Regions from separate parts of the Homo sapiens genome. Here region 1 is linked to region 2. The links are chromatin contacts, found by Hi-C or POLR2A ChIA-PET in ENCODE. All regions are on one chromosome and are shown on one strand. Each heading gives the region's core, a stretch centred on a gene start or an enhancer-like site at or near the end of the contact. The rest is flanking DNA. Distances are from core to core; before and after follow the strand shown. Region 1 has its middle 15 kb from the start of CD2. Region 2 overlaps IGSF3 (immunoglobulin superfamily member 3).

Region 1 (2,733 bases), core at 110-2,609, 110 kb after region 2:
TGACTGAAGAGATTGCCCTCTCTCCTGGAGTGGGATCTGGCCAGGGCTGAACCAAACCCCAGAAGTCTTCCCTTGAGTGATTTTCCCCAGATGTTTTTTACGGCCACCCTCACCATCACGATGCTGTCCTGAAATTTCCGGCATTCGGTGTAGGTGTTTTCTTGGTGACCTCATCTAGTCTTCACCACAAACTTTTGAGTATAAGTGAGCAGGCCAGATTGTAACTCCTTCCCACAGATCATCATTTTTTTTTTTAAATTTTCATTTTTATAGAGACAGGGTCTCACTATGTTGCCCAGGCTGGTCTTGAACTCTGGCCTCAAGCGATCCACTTGCCTTGACCTCCCAAAGTGTTGGGATTACAGGCGTGAGCCACGGCACCTGGCTGCACCTCACCATTTCAGACATGACAAAACTGAGGCCCAAAGAGGTTACTTTGAAGATCACACAGATACTAAATAGGAAAAAGTTAGAATTTGCATTTTAAGCCTGGGTTTCTTTTTTTAGCTTGAATTCCATTACATCATCACTTCTTTCACCTTGCTTGTTCAGTTATTCATACAACCAGCACTTTTTGGGCTCTTGCAGTTTGCTGGAGAGCTGCATAGACTTCCTACTACTTAGCCATGGTGGCCGCTCTCCTGGCCTAGGCGAGCCGATGTCTCCCACCCTTTCTGTTCAGAGCTAGGGCCTCAGTCTATCTTCCTCTACTCTGGGCAGCAGGCGCCACCTCCTTAGTGTTCTGGGGCTCATATCCCAAGCCCAACAGCTGAGAAAGGGCTCTGTCTCCCCCTGCTCCCTACATCACAGCTTCTTAGATCACAATCTCACAGGCCCTGCTGGCTTTATACTTAGGCAATCCTGAGAAATAACTAGGAAGAGGAGGGTAACAAAAACAAAAATAAAAAGCAGAGAAAAGTAACGCATACCTAAGGAATCATATAAAGTTTCCTAGTTCTTCTCAATCTACAGTTCACGACTTCTCTGCTACGAAGTCTTCAAGCCCTGAGCTTGAGTTCTCCTGACTTACTTCCGAAGGTGAAACTTCTCTATTTTGTCTCTTTTATTCTCTTAAGTTGGCCTCATTATCAGGAACATAGAGGCAATCTGGGAAGAAAGCTGACATTTGTTGAGCATCTCCTAGGGCCAGGCATCGTGCTAGACCCTGGACACACGTCACTTCATTTGACCTCACAATAGGCTTGAGAACAAAGCATTTGTCTTCTTTTACAAATGTGGAAACCGAGACGCAAAGACATGAAATGACATGCCTAAATTCGTGTTTCTAGCATGTGGTGGCTCAAAGCTCTTTTCCCTTAAAGCACATGATTATACAGCTAGCAACAAGCATGTACCCCTTCTCTCAGAGGTGTTTAACGCTTGGGGGAATTCCAAGGTCAGTGACTTTCATATCCGGAACCCAGGCTTCACACAGGAACTGGCACTGTGGGCCGATTCTGTCCTCTCTGCTTTGTGGGTGGGAAGCCCAAGAGGAAAAGAAAACTCAGTTTTTGCCTTGGAGGAGATAACACCTGACAAAGGAACAAGCTCTCAGAGACAGACTTTTTGGCTGGAAAAGAGTACATCTGCTGCCATGGTGCATGCATTGGTGGCCGATAACATTAGGCTGCTTTTGTGAGAACACTCACCTCTTTGCCTGGCAGTGACAATGTTTGTGGAATCTGATTTTGCTGCTGATACTGATACTGAAATTCTGCTGTGATCATCTAGATACAACCAAGATAAACATCAATAGGACCTGGCCACAGACACACAGTGTGGCCTTTCTGATCATCACTGAAGCCCTGGCAAATATCAGTTTTTTTTCTTTTTGTCGTTTTATAAGCACTTTGTTTTATTGCACAGAAGCAATTGAAACTGGACACAGGTGGAAAGTGCGCCCTGGCATAATTCAGTGCCCAGTGCCCGGCCCCACCTGGACCACTCTTCCAGAATAGAGGTCTCTGGGCAAGGGCTTGACCACTCCTTTGGAAAACAGAAGGCATTTGGGAACAGGTTAAGACATCTCAAGCATAATGTGTTTCTAACTGCTTGTGGTCATCTGTCAGTTGCACATAGAGGCAATAAATGCACTTATTTGGAAAGGAGGGGGGCAGTTTTTATAGTCAAGTATTTACGTATGGCATTTGGCATGTATCACATTCGGCTACATAAGCTATCATAACATAATTGTCCATCGCCTCGGGAGGGTGTGGGGGCAGGAGGCTGGGATTGCCCTCTTTTGCTAACATATTGCTAATGAAGTTCCTGTTTGAAGAGGGAGGCCCTGTCATCTAAGCAGTTTCTTCTTACATAAAAAGTAAAAATTGCATTACTCTGATCCTTGAGCTCCAGGACCCTTTTGAGTTTCTTTGGCTGCTCCAGACATTCCTTTCTCCCTGCCTTACTTCCCCTTGGCAGCCTTGTCTTCTGTGGCCTTCTCTGGAGGCCTGCTGTCTTTTTGGTCTGTGCTGGAGGATTTTTCAGCCTTTTCCGCCTTAGGTTCACTGAGCTCCTTTGAGAGGGTCGTCTTTGGCTTTGGGTCTTGGGTTTCTCCTCAGGCTTCTTGAACTCAGTGGCCTTCTCCTCCTTGGTATCTTTTTTCTCCATTGCTGCTGCCGCCTCCTCCCTCTCTGCTGGTTTTCTGGGTTCCTTGGCCTTGGCATCATCTGGTTCCTTCTTGGCCATCTCTGTCTTCTCTTTGGGTTTAGCGTCTTCCTTCACCTCCACCTT
Region 2 (2,802 bases), core at 32-2,531:
AGCACTACTGTGATTTAAGGATAGAGCTCTCCAGACTTAAAAAAAAAATGCTTTTATATCCAGATATATGTAACCACTGAAAAATACACATTATTTTTCAGCATTTTTTACATAAACATTATCGTCCCTTTCATTGAGTTATGATCCTCAGTTTTCCTCCTCAAAGTTTTTGAGATCAAATATAGTTCCCATTTTTCCTCTTTATATAGCTGCACAGTATTCCATCATAGGATTACACCACATTTTATTTATTCCAATATTAATGAATATTTAGGTTATTTATACTTTTTTTTTCTATAACCAACAAGCCCATGCCTTCTACTGCTTATCCTTTCCCCACCTGAATTTGTACAATCCCCAGCTTCTCTTATCCATGACCATTGAAACCCCAGGGAAGACCTTATCACTTTCAGGATGTCCATGGCTATTTCACCCTATGCCATGCTTGGAACCAGGAAAGCCCAAAAGACCCCACTTCCCGCCCTTCTATTCTGCTCCTCCTCTCCTATCGCTCATTTCTTTGACTCCATCCTCCACTCCTCCCAGAAAAGGTAGGGATAGCACCTGAGTCCTGCCACCCTCTCACCTGCATTCCCCCTCACTCTCATGCGAAAGACAGCACAGAAGCAGCATCCAAAAAGAAAGGCAGCGAGGGAGCCCTGCAGCCTGCCCTAGGCCAGCCATGCCCACAGCCACAGGAATAGACACTTTTTTCAGCCCAACCTAGAATCAAGGCAGCATCTAATAGAAATGCTTATAAGTAAATATAAGTGCTAGTATTTGCCTTCTATTTTCTAGAGGGGAAAAAAATTAAAAGGCAAGATCAGATTACTTGCCTGTAAATGTTCTCCCTGTAATTACTCTGACCGCTCTTTCTTTCCGTCCGGTTTTGGAGATAACAGAAATAGGCTGAGTGTTGGGCATTTTTTTTTAAAGAGGGCAGCTTCGTGGCAACACTCCCTCTGAGAAGTCCAGAGGCTCAGTGAACCGCAGCTTAGAGTGAGTTCCAGTAAAAGGACCATCACTCGAACCAGTAAGTGCCTCATTCCTTCTCACAGCATACATTTCACAGCAATTACTGTTGCTATTATTTTACGCTTCATTTCTGGACCTAGGATACCCCAGTTTCTCCAGACTCTCAGTCTGGTCCCCAGATTTTCAGTCTGGGAGAAAGGTGTCTGCTGGATTTCAAACAGTCCCTCTACTGGCCGCCACCACCACCCTCTCCTAAAGAGGACTGGAATAACTTCCACAGCTCCTGCCACACTCAGCACTGCCTGCACCTCCTCCTGGAGCTGGCAGGGCCCCAGCAGTGCGCCTCTCAATGCTCTCACAGCTTCAGGAAGAGGACTGCTAAGCCCAGGGCCCTGCTGACAACAGGCCGGGAGCGCATCTGCAGGCAGCGTCAGGATGTCAGCTACCAGGCAGCAGAGGGATGCGGGGCGCCAACAGCAAAAGCACTTGGGGGGCTTTTTCAAGTGGCATCAGAACTAGACCTGGATACAAAGGGGTGGCCCTGGCTTCAGGAAGCCCATGATAAGTCAGTCTGCTGTGTCCTTCAACACAGTGTCCCCACCTTCTGTCTCCCAACACTAGGCCATGGAGACACAAAACTAGAAAATGGGGCTGCCTAGCTAGGAATGCCCAGGCAGTGAATTGGGGTCTCCAAAGGAACCTCAGAGCCGTGTCCTACTCAGAGCAGCCCCTTCAGCTCTTCACCCTGGAAAGCACTCCGGTACAAAACAGGAATATTCCTCTTCTCCTGACTCTGCCCAAGGCACTGCTGTGACCCTCTCAGCAGTGGAAGCACTAGCCAATGTGCCATCCTCTTGGATGATAGCTGGATAATCGCAATAAGCAGAGCCCCAATAACTAGCTCCAGTGTGTGGGCAGAAGTGGAGAGGATGGAGAAAGGATACAAAAAGACACTGTGGGATTTCAGGGCAACCCATGAGTGAGGATCACAGCACAGCTATGCCTTGCAAGGACCAGAACTGGAAAACCTTTGTGACTTAGACCACCCTCCTCAGGACAGCTCCCGCCACTCTTCAGGGACAAAGTTCCTTTACTCAGCCATAGTTTCTGTGCTCCAAATACTCAGCTTACACATGCCTGTTGCTGCTGCACTCCCCACTGTGGTTCTCAGCGCAAATTCCCCAGAAAGCAATCTGACTGGCTGGGAGACTTTTTTTTTTAACCAGGCCCCCAGAGTTGTAGATTTTGGGGTCATTTACAATGTGCATTTCCCCAACACACTCAGATCTAGGTGACCTTGACCAGATGGGCATCTGTATTCCATTACCCAGCATATAACCACTTTGGGCAACAGGGACTGTGAAGGGCCCCCAAACCATTCCCCACCAAGAGTGTGGGTGGCAGGCACCCTGAAATATGTCTAGCATACTCATAAAGCATGAACATCTACACGTAACTAAAAATAAATACTGAGAGCACTGACACTGCTTCTGGGGGTTTTCCCAAGCACGTGTTACGTATGATAATAATGGATGGCCGCTCCTTCCCCCTCAGCTTTGACTTTCATTGCTGGTGGCTCAGGCTCCTGTGCTTGGCTCTCATCAGTGGGTAGCCCTGGATTGGACATTTTCCCTATTCAATTCAAGGACCATGTTCTTGAGCATAACTATGACCAGGCAGTAGGCAGTGGGCCCTGCTCATTCTTTCTAGGGAGGCACAGATAAGCCAGCATCACAGATGCAAAAATAACAGAACTGTGGAAGTAGAGACTAATTCTGCAGCAGCCCAGAGAAGACAACTGGGAAACAGGGCCCTCGCAGATACACA

Evidence for each region. A loop is a pair of places that touch in the nucleus more often than their neighbours do. ChIA-PET counts read pairs that join two places held with the same protein, here RNA polymerase II (POLR2A). Pooled maps may share reads with other maps.
Region 1: a loop to region 2 is called in a pooled map, with 4 times the contacts of the local background. The contact joins two enhancer-like sites. A Hi-C loop is called at or near these places in 2 of 50 pooled maps. POLR2A ChIA-PET finds 5 or more read pairs at or near these places in 2 of 52 experiments (PC-3 and activated CD4-positive, alpha-beta T cell).

Annotation. Positions count from the first base shown.
Region 1 is chr1:116,737,577-116,740,309 of GRCh38, forward strand. It overlaps the pseudogene NEFHP1. Among named protein-coding and RNA genes, the nearest start is that of CD2, 15 kb to the right of the region's middle. RefSeq lists enhancers at 531-830, 1,299-1,508. Within about 2 kb of position 1,360, at least 5 of the 41 ENCODE cell types and tissues checked have a DNase peak (open chromatin) inside an H3K27ac peak, as active enhancers do.
Region 2 is chr1:116,626,215-116,629,016 of GRCh38, forward strand. All of the region lies in intron 2 of IGSF3 (immunoglobulin superfamily member 3), which reads right to left. Among named protein-coding and RNA genes, the nearest start is that of IGSF3, 40 kb to the right of the region's middle. Within about 2 kb of position 1,282, at least 4 of the 41 ENCODE cell types and tissues checked have a DNase peak (open chromatin) inside an H3K27ac peak, as active enhancers do.